Linked DNA regions of Homo sapiens: region 1 is linked to region 2. Evidence: chromatin contacts called from ENCODE Hi-C or POLR2A ChIA-PET data. All regions are on one chromosome and are shown on one strand. The core of a region is the stretch at or near the end of the contact, and the rest is flanking DNA. Distances in the headings are between cores, read along the strand shown.

Region 1 (7,091 bases), core at 16-2,515, 44 kb after region 2:
CGAAGCAGGACTGTCTACATAATTCATGGGGCTCAGAGAAAAATGAAAATACAGGGTTCCTTGTCCAAAACTTAAGAACTTCACACCAACATCCATTTTCTACTCCCCAAATGTATCACTAACGTTTAAGCCAGCCCCCTAAATATAGGAAACAGATACAAATTCACCGTGTTTTCTTGTAATTTAGCTCAAGAATTGCTTTCACTACCCACTTCCTCAAATTCCCATCCTTTGCCATGTGTTGCTGTCTTTAACTGTTTGAATCTAGCTTCACACACAGCCTCTTGCTTTTTTTAGTTTCTCTTCTTCACTCTCTTTTGCAAGTATGAGTCTTGTTAATCCTGGGGAGGATAATCTGATTTTGGAACCATTTCCCAGCTCATTTCTCAGTATTACCAGAAGATACATCAAACTTAACTCCTAGGGGAGCAAGACCTGCCTGCCTCTAGACCAGTGGTTCTCAAAATTCAGCAGGTGTCAGAATCACCTGAAGGATCTGTTAAACCACAGAATGCTGGGCTCGCTTTTAAAGTTTCTGATTTAACAGGCCTGGGGTGAAACAGGAGAATTTGAATTTCCAATAAATTCGTAGGTAATGCTGATGTTCTTGGTCTGGGTCATAAGAGTAATTCTGATCATTCCATATTCTGTTTGTCGTCTCCTTTACTGAAAGCCTTTATATCATGGGTTCTTCCTGAGTGTGGGGAAAACCTGTGCCTTTATTCTAACCAACAGAAAAATGGCAGAGGTGACGGGCTATTACTCCCATGACCATATTACGATGCATGAAACTCCACTTTAGCAGACAGGAGACAGATTCTCTTGCTGGCTGTGAGGAAACAGGCACCTGTGTTATGAATTGCCTATGCAGAAGGCCTCATGGCAGAGATATGAGCGTAGCCTGTAAAACCTGAGGTTAGCCTCCAAGCAACAGCTAGTAAAAAGCTGGGACCTGTCAGTGGGACAATCACACAGAAATGGATTCTTTTAAAAACCTGAATGAACCTGAATGAAGTGGATTTTTCCTTAGTTAGGCATTCAGATGAAAACACACCCTAGATGGCACCTTCCTTGTAGTCTCGTGAGACCCGGAGCAGAGGACCTGGTCTTAAGCCATGGCTGGACTCCTGGCCCACAGAAACTGTGAGACAATGAATAAGTGTTGTTTGAAACTGCAACTCCCCAGTGCCAAAAAAAAAAAAAAAATTAAGAACTTCAAGACAGCAACAGCAGAGCAATAAACCAAGTACAGGGCCCTTCTGAGCACACGGGTCATGTGGTCATGAAGCCAGCCCTCCTTTTGAGGTCCTGTGGTCAATCAAGGAGCAATGGTCTGCATAAAACTCCAGGCCCTGCACGGAACTTGGTTATCCAAGGAATCCACCCCACGGGACCAGACATTTCCTGAGCTGGAAGTCCTTGACCATGACTGAATTTTTTGGATTAGTTATCCTGTTATTTGGTTGTTGTTTTGAAGTGCTATTGATTACGGAGTTACTACCTACTGATTATCAGAAATTCCAGATCAAACAAGTTTCCATGCCAATTCCTTTAAGTTAAAGGGAGAAGAGCAATCTTCAAAAGGGTAAACAATAAATAAGTAAATAAATAAATAAATAAATAAATAAATAGTGGGTATACTGTCAGGGTAATGGTGGTGGCCAGGCACCCTCAAGGCATTGATCTCTTGCACCAGGAGGGATTGGATGGAGCTATGAAGTCTCATCCGGCCACAGGCATTAGTCTGCAAAACTCAAACTTTCCCAAGTTATATGTTAAATGCTTTTCAAAAGCAGACTTGCAGATTTGATTCACAAACCTAACATGAAATCATTAACATGAAATCGGCTTGCTCTATTTTTACCCAGCTTACACATGCTAGTCTAAAGGAATGAGACACAAGTCTTTTTCGAAAAGATTTTGGGGGAAATATGATCCAGTTGAAGTCTGAGCCAAATTTACAAAAAATACAATGCCCAGAATTTCTGTTTCCAATTGAATTCAAGGTGGGTGTCCACACGGGAAAGCCCCCTTTATGGTCTCATTGGGATAAATGATACCTTCCTTCTGCTATTATAAGGACTAGAGAGAGAGCAGTTCTCATTCCAAAACTGATTTTGACAGGTGAAGGTTCAAACGCTTCACCAAACTCTTGGAACAATAAAAAGATGGCGACTTGCCCAAAGACCTCCAGGTTCCCATCCACATGAAATAGGAGACTCCCCAAGCCTCGAAAATGAAATGTTACACAGCATCACAGGGTCAACAACGTCTGACCATCACGTAGATGAGACACTTTTCAGATCTGAACGTGCTCTGCAATGTTTACGCCGAGGGTAAAACATGGAGCAGAACCTTAAGAGGAGGAAAAGGCCAGATGAGCCGGAAGCCTTTCAGCAGGATTCCATGTGAAGACTTGCTCCAGGGCCTTTTTCGGGAATAAAATAAACCAACGCCTACCAGGTCCGCCTAACCACCTAGAATCTGCTTAGATTTCAGTGGGTTGGAATTGGGCCATGGGTTTCTCCTCCCCAAATCCAGCCAATAACAATTCCCACATAACTGGTCTTGGCTCTGGACAACCCTGACCCTCAAACCACATACATTTTCTCGAACTACTTAAAATTACTCAGTGTTGCTTCTAAGTGAGCAGGGTGGGTGTGTTTTGTTTAGTTTTGTTTTCTTTTCTTTTTAATAGCTAGAAACTTAATTTGAGCTACTGCAAATTCTGGGATGGAATGTTTTCATGTCACTTCTGTAAATCAGTTCTCTGGTCCTGGTGAAGGAGCATTCTAGAATGGATGCATTCACGGGGGTGGAAACCGGCTATTTTTAGGCAATCTTCAGAAGCATCTTGGAAACATCTTCTTTGTGGATGAGTTCCCCAGAGGTCAAGGAGATGGTGGCCTTTTACCTCTCTACTCACATCAGGAGGGCCCAGATCCACGCAACCACGTGTATGCCTACTACATTCCTGCACCAAACCATCCAGGGAGTTCCCAGAGGTCAGTTCCAGCAGCTTCTCTCCTGGTTGTTACTGATTAACCACGGTGGCAGAGGTGGTAGCCCATGAGGAGAGGCATGGACAGACACTATTCCACATTTTTGCCCTCCTGAGAAGGAATAGGTCATCCTTTGGCCACAATGCAGGTAGCTGCTGAGTCAGAAACAGCCAACAAAGTGACTGTAAGAATCAAGGAGAGGCCAGGCATGGTGGCTCACACCTATAATCTCAACACTTTGGGAGGCCGAGGCAGGAGGATCACTTGGGGTCAGGAGTTCGAGGCCAGCCTGGCTAACACGGTGAAACCCTGTCTCTACTCAAAATACAAAAATTAGCTGGGCATGGTGGTGTGTGCCTGTAATCCCAGCTACTTGGGTGGCTGAAGCACAAGAATCGCTTGAACCTGGGAGCCATAGGCTACAGTGAGCCAAGATCACCCCACTGCACTCCAGCCTGGGAGACAGAGGGAGACTCTGTCTCAAAAAAAAAAAAAAAAAAAAAAGAATCGAGGAGAGATAGGGGTGTGTAGGCCAGGCGGTTCATCTCTGTAATCCCAGCACTATGGGAAGCTGAGACAGGAGGATAGCTCGAGCCCAGGAGTTCAAGACCAGAGCCTGGGCAACATAGGGACACCCTGTCCCTACAAATAATAAAAAAAATTAGTCAGGTGTAGTGGTGCATGCCCATTAGTACCAACTAGTACTTGAGAGGCTGAGGCAGGAGGATTGCTTGAGCCAGGAGATCGAGGCTGCAGTGAACCATGATCACGCCACTGCACTCCAAGCTGGGCAACAAAGTAAGACTCTGTCTCAAAAAAAAAAAAACAAGAGAGAGAGAGAGCAAGAGAGCCTGTAATCCTAGCACTTTGGGAGGCCAAGGAGGGCAGATCACGAGGTCAGGAGTTCAAGACCATCCTGGCCAACATGGTGAAACCCAGTCTCTTCTAAAAATTTGCTGGGCGTGGTGGCATGTGCCTGTAGTCCCAGCTACTCGGGAGGCTGAGGCAAGAGAATCGCCTGAACCCAGGAGGCAGAGGTTGCAGTGAGCCAAGATAGCACCACTGCACTCCAGCCTGGGTGACCGAGTGAGACTCCGTTTCAAAAAAAAAAAAAAAAAGAGAGAGAGAGAGAGATGGGGTGTGTGCTTGACACAAGTTACCAAGGCCACACACACTCGCACTAAGACTTGGCCATCTGGGGAACAGGATGCCATGCACTGTGCACTCTGCCCCCTCATCTCTACCACCCGGAGAGGCTACATGGTAGAGGGGTTGCAAACACAGGCTCGGGAACCAGTAGCTTGACTAGATACATCGGTTTGAACAATCCATCTCTGAACCTTATTTTTCCTCATCTACCAAATAGAAATGGCCATGGTCAACTACTTCCCAGGGCTGTTATAAGGAGTAGGTAGGTTAGAGAATGCCAAGTGTCGGCCGGGCACAGTGGCTCACGCCTGTAATCCTGGCACTTTGGGAGGCCGAGGCAGGCAGATCACTGAGGTCAGGAGTTCGAGACCAGCCTGGCCAACATGGTGAAACCCTGTCTCCACTAAAAATAAAATTAGCAGGGCATAATGGCAGGCGCCTGTAATCCCAGCTACTTGGGAGGCTGAGGCACGAAAATCACTTGAACCCAGGAGGCGCGGTTGCAGTGATCCGAGATCACACCACTGCACTCCAGCCTGGGTGACAGAAAGAGACTCTGTCTCAAAAAAAAAAAAAAAAAGAAAGAAAGAGTCAAGCACAATGCCTGTCTCACAGTTGGCCGCTTAATAATGTTCCCTCCCTCCCCTCCATCCTCATTTTCCTAATACTTAAGTACCTGCTATGTGCCAAACACTCTTCCCTAGGGCCAGACATCCACAAGCCATACTCCAAGTGTTTTGTGCAAGCAGCAAGAAATGAAAAGAAGTACCTTGTGAATTAACAGGTGGTTGAAATGTTCAATTTGTCACTTCTCTGAGCCAAGCAATTAATTAGGAGGGCCATGACTGCCACCTCCAAGGCCCCTGCTCTCCTGCTCCAAAGGGAGGCTGACCCCTAACGCTGCAGCGAACCTGGGGCACGTGAGATCTCTGCAAGAAGGACACGTCTGAGAAAGAATTTTAGGTGGTTCTTGGTGTTGCTCTGAGGGTCTTGGGCCATGCTGGTCTTCTAAACCACCCGGCTCAGACGTGTCCTTCTTGCAGAGATCTCATATGCAGCACCAAGAACCACCTAAAGAACTGAACTATGGGCCGGGCATGGTGGCTCACGCCTATAATCCCAGCACTTTGGGAGGCTGAGGCAGGAGGACCTCCTGAGGTCACGAGTTCGAGACCAGCCTGGACAATATGGTGAAACCCTGTCGCTACTAAAAATACAAAAATCAGCCAGGCATGGCGGTGGGCACCTTGTAATCCCAGCTACTTGGGAGGCTGAGGCACAAGAATCACTTGAACCTGGGAGACGGAGGTCTCAGTGAGCCGAAATCACTCCATTGCACTCCAGCCTGGGCAACAGAGCAAGACTCCATCTCAGAAAAAAAAAAAAAAAAAAAAAAAGAATTGAACTACTGATATTTTATCAGACCTCCCTGAAAGAAAAGAGCAGCACATATGGGTCAGGGGTCTGGCCCCTCCTTTTTTTTTTTTTTTAAAGACAGGGTCTCGGTCATCCAGGCTAGAATACAATGGTACAATCTCTGCTCACTGCAACATCCGCCTCCTGGGCTCAAGCGATCCTTCCACCTCAGCCTCCTGGGTAGCTAGGACTACAGGCACATGCCACCCACCTGGCTAATTTAATTTTTTATAGAGACAGGGTTCCGCCATGTTGCCCAGGCTGGTCACAAACTGGCCCCTCCTTAACATCCCAGTTTACTGTGCCCCATGCTCACCTGGCCTGGAACTCCTTCCCCATCCCCTCTCCCTCTAATGCCTCTTCTATATCCAACTCTGCACAAAACTAGAATAGATCCTGTCCGTCTTGGCTGCTTGGGTGAGCCTACAGCAGCAGCAGCAGCAGCCTGTGAAGAGCTGCTGCAAGACCACCCCACATTGAAGAGCTCAGATCTCCTGCATCCAGACCCCAGGCCAGCAGGACCTGGTGCCCACTGACAGCCCAGGTCAGCTTTGCAGTTTCTCTCCATCCTTGCCTGTTTTCTGAGCCCAAACAAACCATGGCTGAATTGTAGGCTTCAGCTGTCCAAACAAAAGGGCATTCTGAACCAAAGCGGGGACAGCTGACAGCTCTCCTCAGTTCCTCAGTCAAAACCTAGCCAGATGCAACCCATCTCCCCAGACAGCAGGTTAAGGAGGACCATGTCGGTCAGCTGCCCAGGACCAGTGTCCCATTTTCAAGTCCCATATCCCTTCCATCCACACAGCCAATGAACTGTGCACTTTGGCTCAGGTACCCCAGAGGCCCCTGGGTAGGATGAAGGGGACCAAGCTGGCTTATCTCCTCCTGCTCAGGGCTTTTCTCCAGGGCCTTGATCCAATAAAAGGCTGCATGCCAACAAGGCAGACTTAAGGCCCTGATAACTGATGCCTATCTGTGGCCTTTGTCCCCTTCTCCCTCCCAGGCATGCAACTTCCACCTAGATGGTCAGTCAGCCTCCCCTGGAAGTCAGTGCTGTGCCTGTCTTTCAAATAAGCAACAAATGATATGAAATGAGCCACGGCTTCAGGACCTGAACAGTGGGCATGCCTGCTCCATGCACTCTTTCCCCGATTGCCAGCCAGGAGCCCAGACAGCGCAGTCACCTGGCTTTGGCCTGCACTAGGAGAGGCACAGCAAGGTGAGGGAAGGAACCTGGGTCCCAGTATCAGATGCCCTGCCAACCTGAAGACCGAAAAAACCCACACTCTACATGCTTTCCACAACTGTTTTTGTTGTTATTGTTTTTAAGAAAACCTCTGGCCAGGCGTGGTGGCTCACGCCTGTAATCCCAGCACTTTGGGAGGCGGAGGTGGGCGGATCACGAGGTCAGAGATCCAGACACCCCGTCTCTATTAAAAAATGCAAAAAATTAGCCGGGCGTGATGGTGGGCGCCTGTAACCCCAGCTACTCAGGAGGCTGAGGCAGGAGAATGGCGTGAACCT
Region 2 (6,457 bases), core at 2,603-5,102:
TGACCTTGCTGGGATCTGGTGGCAGCGAGGCCTCCACTGTGTAGGGGCTCCCGGGCACAGGGTGTCCATCGTAGGTCACGTCTACAGCATACAGCCCCTCCTCCCGAGGGATGAACTTGGCCGTGCTGTTCTCCCGGCCTGTCACAGGTGTCACTAGGCATGGCACGACCTTCCGAGAGGGGCTGAGGATTGTCACGTCCAGCTTCCCCTGGCCTCCTGCCCCCCTGGTATCAACGGTGAACTCCTGATCCTTCCCAACTTCCACCCCTGGAAAAGAAACACAAGCTGAGGTGAAGAGCTGACCCTTTTCAGCAGCAGGAACAATCCAGAGCACAGAAGCAATGGTTCTTTGGACACGGGGACTTATCTCAGCCTCCACTGTAAGCAACAGCTGCTGCAGAGGACAAGCAGCAAAGCTGAGTAAGTATCATCAGCATCTCAGCCTCAGTAACAACAAGTGTCGGCACAATAATCAATTAGTGATGACAGCAATAACGGCTATCATTTACTGAATGCATTTTATATGCCAAGCACAAATAGGTTATTGTCTTAATTTTCACCACAATCCTATGGGGTATTTATTATTAACCAATGGCTTTCACAGATGGGGAAACTGATGCTCAGAGAGGTTAAGTAACTTGTCCAGGGTGACATATGCAGCAGCCTGCCAAGCTGGGACTCAAAGTGAAATTTACCTGACCCCACAATCTTTGCTGACCAGAAAGTTGTAATCTGACACTGTCGTCTCTTATTTACTTACTTTTGGTGTTAACTTGATATCCAAACACCCTCATAAGTCAATGTTTTATTTACTAATTCTTGGCAGCCAACTCCATCTTATAGGCACCCCTCCCCCTCAAGAAAGCAGAAGTCACAGAGCTGCCAAATGCGAGCCGATTGAAGCAAGTGCTGAGAACTGACTGTACCGTGATGGTTTCCAAAAGGTCTCTGCAAAGCAGGGCTGCAGGAAGCCCAAGTGTTAGATTAGACAAGAACAGGGAAAGGACTTTACCCAAAACAAAAGCACTGGGAACACAGGGCCCCTGCCACAACCCAGAGAACCTTGACTCTGAAGGAACATAGGGCCTGGCAAGATGGACACTGCCGAACCACAGGCAAGGAGGTCCCGGATCGCTACTTCCCACCGGAAAAGAGGCTTTCCTAATTGGCACCCTGCTTTTCCTGTTCTGGAGTCAAAGCTCTCAGTGTCTTGGGGAAAGGAGTGACAAGGGGACACATGACAGGGTTGGGCAGTGGACGTTTACACACTCAGAGCTGGCTGCTCCAGCCACAAAAGCCAACAGTGAGCTCTCACTTTGGATCTCTGCAACTGGGAGCTGGCCTTGCTTGCAACTTGTGCACTTGGGTCACGAGTGAAGGAAGATGCTCACTAATGGCACTGCTAGTGGTACTCTGGAGAAACCCTCACAGGTGAATACAGGAGGCCCCGTCCTGGGGGTATGCACTCAGCCCTGCCTCAGTAAGCCTGAAACCAGGTGAATGTGAGCCCTGAGGTACATCCAGTCTGGAGCCACTCAGCAGTAAACACAGACGGAAAAGATGTAGGAGTGAATGATTCCCGAGATGCACTGTTGGAAGGCAGGCCGAAGAAGTAGGTTTATACAGCAGGGCAACTTTAATGCAAAATAAATACAGCCAAATGTGTTCCACAGGCACATCTATATGTATAGATGCAGAGAGAAGATCTGGAAGAACAGAAACTGAATTGAAAACTTTGGTTAACCCTAGGGAGAAGGAGAGGTGAGGGTTAAAGTGGAATTATCCCTTAACTGTAATGTTTTTTAGATGAAAAATGGATATATTTTTACTTGTATAAAAAAATCATTTTATGAGCATGTGTTGCACATCTGAAGCTGAGTGATAAGTACATCAGTGTTCATGTTATACTATTCTCTTTCCTTTTCTGTTTGAAATTTTCCCTACTAAAAAATAATCAGAAAATTGAAAATAAGCGAAATGAGCTTATACTAGTAAAATCCCTAACAAGCTAAAGGAACATTGGGATGGGGCAGAGGTGTGGTGGTAGTGACTTCTGAGTGCCAGGGATTTGGCATTTATGCTTGACTCGCAACCTTAGTGCGGATTCAGTTGCCAAGGATAGCTGGCACAGTTAGAAACTCATCAGAAAGCAACATAGCCCAAATTCTCTTTTTAATGAAAACTTCCTACTGCAATGCCAGGGGGCTGACTACGTGCCAGCCTCTGAACCATTAGCTCATATAATTTTCAAAATATTCCCATGGGTGTTCTCAACCTCTCCCCGCCGACCACCCCCCACTGTACAAATGAGAAAGCTGAGTCTCGGTGTGGCTAAGGGGCAGACACAGTCACAGTTACTTCACACCACGGCCTTAATTCGAACCAAAGTCTGTGCAACTGCAAAGTCTCTTAACATAGAATTTGCTTCTCTGCAAATTTCACCTTTTGAAGAAAATCTAACCAGCAGCCACGTTGGGGGGTCATCAACAACCCATCTGCTCTCCATTCAGGCACTTACTGTTTTCCAGCCCATTGAGTTTTATCTTGCTCAGATCCAGCGGTGCAGCAACACCCACAGTGAAAGGGCTTTTAGGGATGGGATCGCCACCGTAAGTCACCAGAACCTGCATGTTGCCCTGGAACAAGAGAGAAAACTCAGTTTACCTTTGGGTACCAAAAAGCTAACTTGGCATTTAAAATCCCCTCAAGATCCCTCATTCTTCTCACGGACAGGGGAGACTTGATTCCAATCAATGTAGAAAGTATCTTAGATCTATTTCTTCTAGCTTTTGACCACAAGGCAAGAATAACAGAAAAATTAGATCAAATAAGAGCAGCTAATAATAACAGAAGCAACTTAATGAGCATTTTCTACACACCAAGCACCATGCTATGTGCTTTTATGCATTTCCTCAATTCAAGATCAAAACAGTCCTAAGGGGTAGTTCCTACTGTCATCTCATTTTTTCAGGAGAGGAAACTGTGGCTCAGACTGGTAAAGGAACGTGCCCCAAGTCACACACCTTGGTAAGGGTGCGAGCTGGGCCTCATACCCATGGCCCCCAAATCTGTGTCCTAGCTGCTCTGCCACACCACCTCCCCATCATCATACCCAGTGCCAGCCAGTGCAGCTGGGCCTGGGGCCACTCACCAAACAGAACCATTTCTGTCCTAGGAATCAGTTTGAGGCCCCCAGGCTGCAACAGGGATTTGCAAGAGTTCACCTAGACCTGTGCTAAGACCATCGCACAATATCTGAACTTCCATTTCCATGTGAAAGAAAATAAAATTGCAAGTGTGAAGGCAGATGGTGCTTGCAGGATTGGCAGGCACCCTCACGGGTGGCCGGGTGGCACGCGATAGCCATGTGTGCGCCATTTCTCTCCTCTCGCCGGTTCCAGGCTGGCACACAGCCGGCTTCTTCTCTCCATGGTTGGCCAAGTTCCCTCCCTCCAAATCGAGGCTCCAAGAAATCTCATGGCTGTCTCAGTAGATCAAGATCCCCTTCACCACAATCGGCCAGGCATAATGTAACAGGAAAGTGTGAGGGAGAGACGAGTTCCCCCCAAGAATCCAGCAGCCTTGCTGGAATGCAGGCCCTGCTGAAAGCTGTTGCTGATCAAGTGTTAAAAGGGTGTAGCATTTGGCCTATGTATATTTTGTCACATTCCTTTTGTAATAAGGAAGGGGGTAAAGGCCAAGAAAAAAAAAAAAAAACTGGTTGCATCAATGAAGAGAGGATTAATTTTCCAGCATTTTTAAGCACTGCACACAAAACCAATTGGCCCCCTGCCTCATGTGAACAACATTTCCTGGTAAAATGTGTACAGGTCAAATTCAACAGAGCTGGGAGCCAGCCAAGGGGCAGGAAAGGTCTCCTTTTTGTACTGTTTAAGGCAGGACTGACTCGCTACTTCAGCCAACGTGGCATTCCCAACGTGCCAACTCTTCCCGAGCTTCCGTTTCCCCACAGCCCCTAACAATTCAGGGGCTCACTAAGCAGACCTCAGGCTAACCAGAGGTCTTGGGGATACCTCCTCCCTCACCCGCATAAAGTTTTCTGGCCTCTTCTCTGAAGTGCTAAAAAAGAGAGGGAAAAACCCTCTTCCAGTTAAGCCCACCCATCCCATAAAAGAAAGTATGCTCTTGTTACCAGTCAAAAACAAAACAAAAACTCAGATAGAAAATGAACTGTACCTTAAATAACCTAAGAAGGGGGAGGGAAAAAATCTCGGAGATTTACACCTACAATGCCTACAGCATTTTAAAGTGTCCCCTGAGGCCCCAACTAAGGAATGGACTGTGTTTATTCCCCAACAGGGCTATGAAGTGAGGGATGTCTGGGTAGTGATGGCCAGTGCATTTCGCCACGACTTCGCAGGCTGCAAGACAGTTTCACTCTCCTCTACATGCTTCTGAAACCTGAATCTTATTCTTCAAAATATACATACACAAGACACTGACCAGACAGCTCAGAAGAGGATGGGACTGAGAGAGCCACCCTCAGCACCATCCCTTTTAGGGCCCTCCAGGAGCAGCCAGGACCACCACGTTAAGAACATTTCAAGGTAGAAGCTGTTACTCTGTGAGGGTCTGTGAGCTCACAGGGATTTCTAAAGGTGCCAGAGTACTACATGGAGTGGTCCCCAATCCTAGTGGCTCCCAGCACAGCACGTAATGGAGACATTGCCACCAGCTTCTCAAACTGCTCTGCGCAGGGGAACGTGCGGTGAGAAATTTAAGCTGCTTGAAGCCACCCACAACCAAGAGAAGAGAAGACCAAAGTCCTCAGGGAAATCACTTCCCTTCTATAAAACCGAGTCTTTGACCTCTGGGAGGGTCCTCAAGCCCCAAGCCAACAAGTCCATTCCTCTAAGGCAAAACGCGCTCTACTTTTGCATCCTCAAGGGACTCACAGGATCCTACAGCCATCCACATCACTCATCCACCCCAGGCAGGCAAGCACCTGCAAGCTGTCACTCAGGGACTTTGCGAGGTGGAGTGGCAGGCCTGCAGGTGTCAGGGAGCAAAACCAGCAATCAGGGACCTGGGTTACTCAGGCAGGACCTCGGCTCCCCACGTGGCACAGCCTGTGTTCTGAGGGGGAAGCGCCCACACCAGGCCAGGACACACCCATGCCCAAGCAGCCACCTTTCTGGGGATTTCCAGCCTGTTATACCCTAAAACTACCATGAGAAGGTGTGCCTGTGGGTGTCAGCCCTCAAAGTATGCTCCCTCCCCCGTGTCAGGGGGTGGCTTTCTGGGCTGACCCAGGTCTCTTAACCACATCCAAGGGCACACTTCCTTAGCCCAGTCTTGAGCTTTTAGCTGCTCTTCAGAAAACAGAGTTCAAAGGAGAATGAGGAGGTGTTGGCATCACTCCTCTACCAGATTACAACGTTCTTAGGCCATCTCCGCTTGTGAATCCAGGCGCCATGTCATTTATTCGCTCACTCACAGCCATTAATCCACACAGAGCACTTATAGGGCCAGGCTCTGTGCTGGGGGTGGGGGTGGGAAGGAAATTCAATCTAAGGAGAGATTTAATGTGTTCTTTGCCATAGAAAAATAGGCAGAATTGCAAGTTGCCCAAATAATGAAACAATAAACCCAGCTCCAAGCAACAAACAACAAGAAGGACCCCAGTGCCACCCTGCAAGTCATTCACACTTGTGATTTACCTGAGGACTTTGGTCTTCTCTTCTCTTGGTTGTGGGGTTGTGGGTGGCTTCAAGCAGCTTGGATGTTGCCACTTGGTGGCAACGACCGCCACCAAGGCCCACCCGGCTCCTTGAATGCATCCTGGGAGCATCCGGACACAAAGCCCTAAGTGAGTACTCAGCATGGCAGCAGTTCTCAAACCTGCTGCTATCAGAGAACTGGATGAATGTGACCTTGGGGTGACTCTGAAGTAAGGAGCCTCCCACTCCAGCATTACTTCAAAGGGGACAAAACCGGACCTAGGCTCCTAATCTCCACTTCTGCCTCAACCAGCAGCAGGGGACGTCTGGGGTACTGGGTTCTGCAGTCCTTTCCAAGGATGCAGGTCAAACCCTGACCCTGTCCTGATATCTGCAACTTACTTTCTAACGGCTCAGCCAAAACACTAAAAGGCATATAGACATAGAATAAAGCAGAAGTCACAAAATGTTTTTAGAAGACGTCATGGCCTTGTGATCCCAGTCATTGTACGCAGACAGCTATGGCTTTCTGGTGCTTTCTCCTAAAGAATATGGAGAATTTGGCAACAAAGAAGATTCAGCGTGGTGCACCCAGTAGTAAGGCTCCCACCAACCCTCAGAACCATCAGCAGGAAAATAATTACCTACTTACTATTGAGTGGCCTGATGAGAAAAGAATGCTCTATCTATAAAAGTGTTAGTTTTATCATTACTAATAATGAATGTTTTGTTTTGGATTTTTTATTTTAAAGCACAGGAAGAGCAAGTCTGGAGAT

The links. A loop is a pair of places that touch in the nucleus more often than their neighbours do. ChIA-PET counts read pairs that join two places held with the same protein, here RNA polymerase II (POLR2A). Pooled maps may share reads with other maps.
Region 1: a loop to region 2 is called in a map with no recorded cell type, with 4 times the contacts of the local background. The contact joins two enhancer-like sites. A Hi-C loop is called at or near these places in 5 of 168 maps with a recorded cell type or tissue (Caco-2, HepG2, PC-9 and 2 more), 6 of 37 single-sample maps with no recorded cell type and 8 of 50 pooled maps. POLR2A ChIA-PET finds 5 or more read pairs at or near these places in 16 of 52 experiments (A549, A673, AG04450 and 12 more).

The regions. Positions count from the first base shown.
Region 1 is chr3:58,067,690-58,074,780 of GRCh38, reverse strand. The region is part of intron 1 of FLNB (filamin B); the gene reads right to left. Among named protein-coding and RNA genes, the nearest start is that of FLNB, 63 kb to the right of the region's middle. RefSeq lists an enhancer at 283-472. Within about 2 kb of position 1,265, at least 7 of the 41 ENCODE cell types and tissues checked have a DNase peak (open chromatin) inside an H3K27ac peak, as active enhancers do; they include B cell, where a contact is called at or near this core.
Region 2 is chr3:58,115,051-58,121,507 of GRCh38, reverse strand. FLNB (filamin B) reads right to left here. Exons shown (of 46, transcript NM_001457.4): 19 at 2,519-2,636; 20 at 5-267. Among named protein-coding and RNA genes, the nearest start is that of FLNB-AS1, 52 kb to the left of the region's middle. RefSeq lists a silencer at 5,016-5,165. Within about 2 kb of position 3,852, at least 23 of the 41 ENCODE cell types and tissues checked have a DNase peak (open chromatin) inside an H3K27ac peak, as active enhancers do; they include B cell, where a contact is called at or near this core.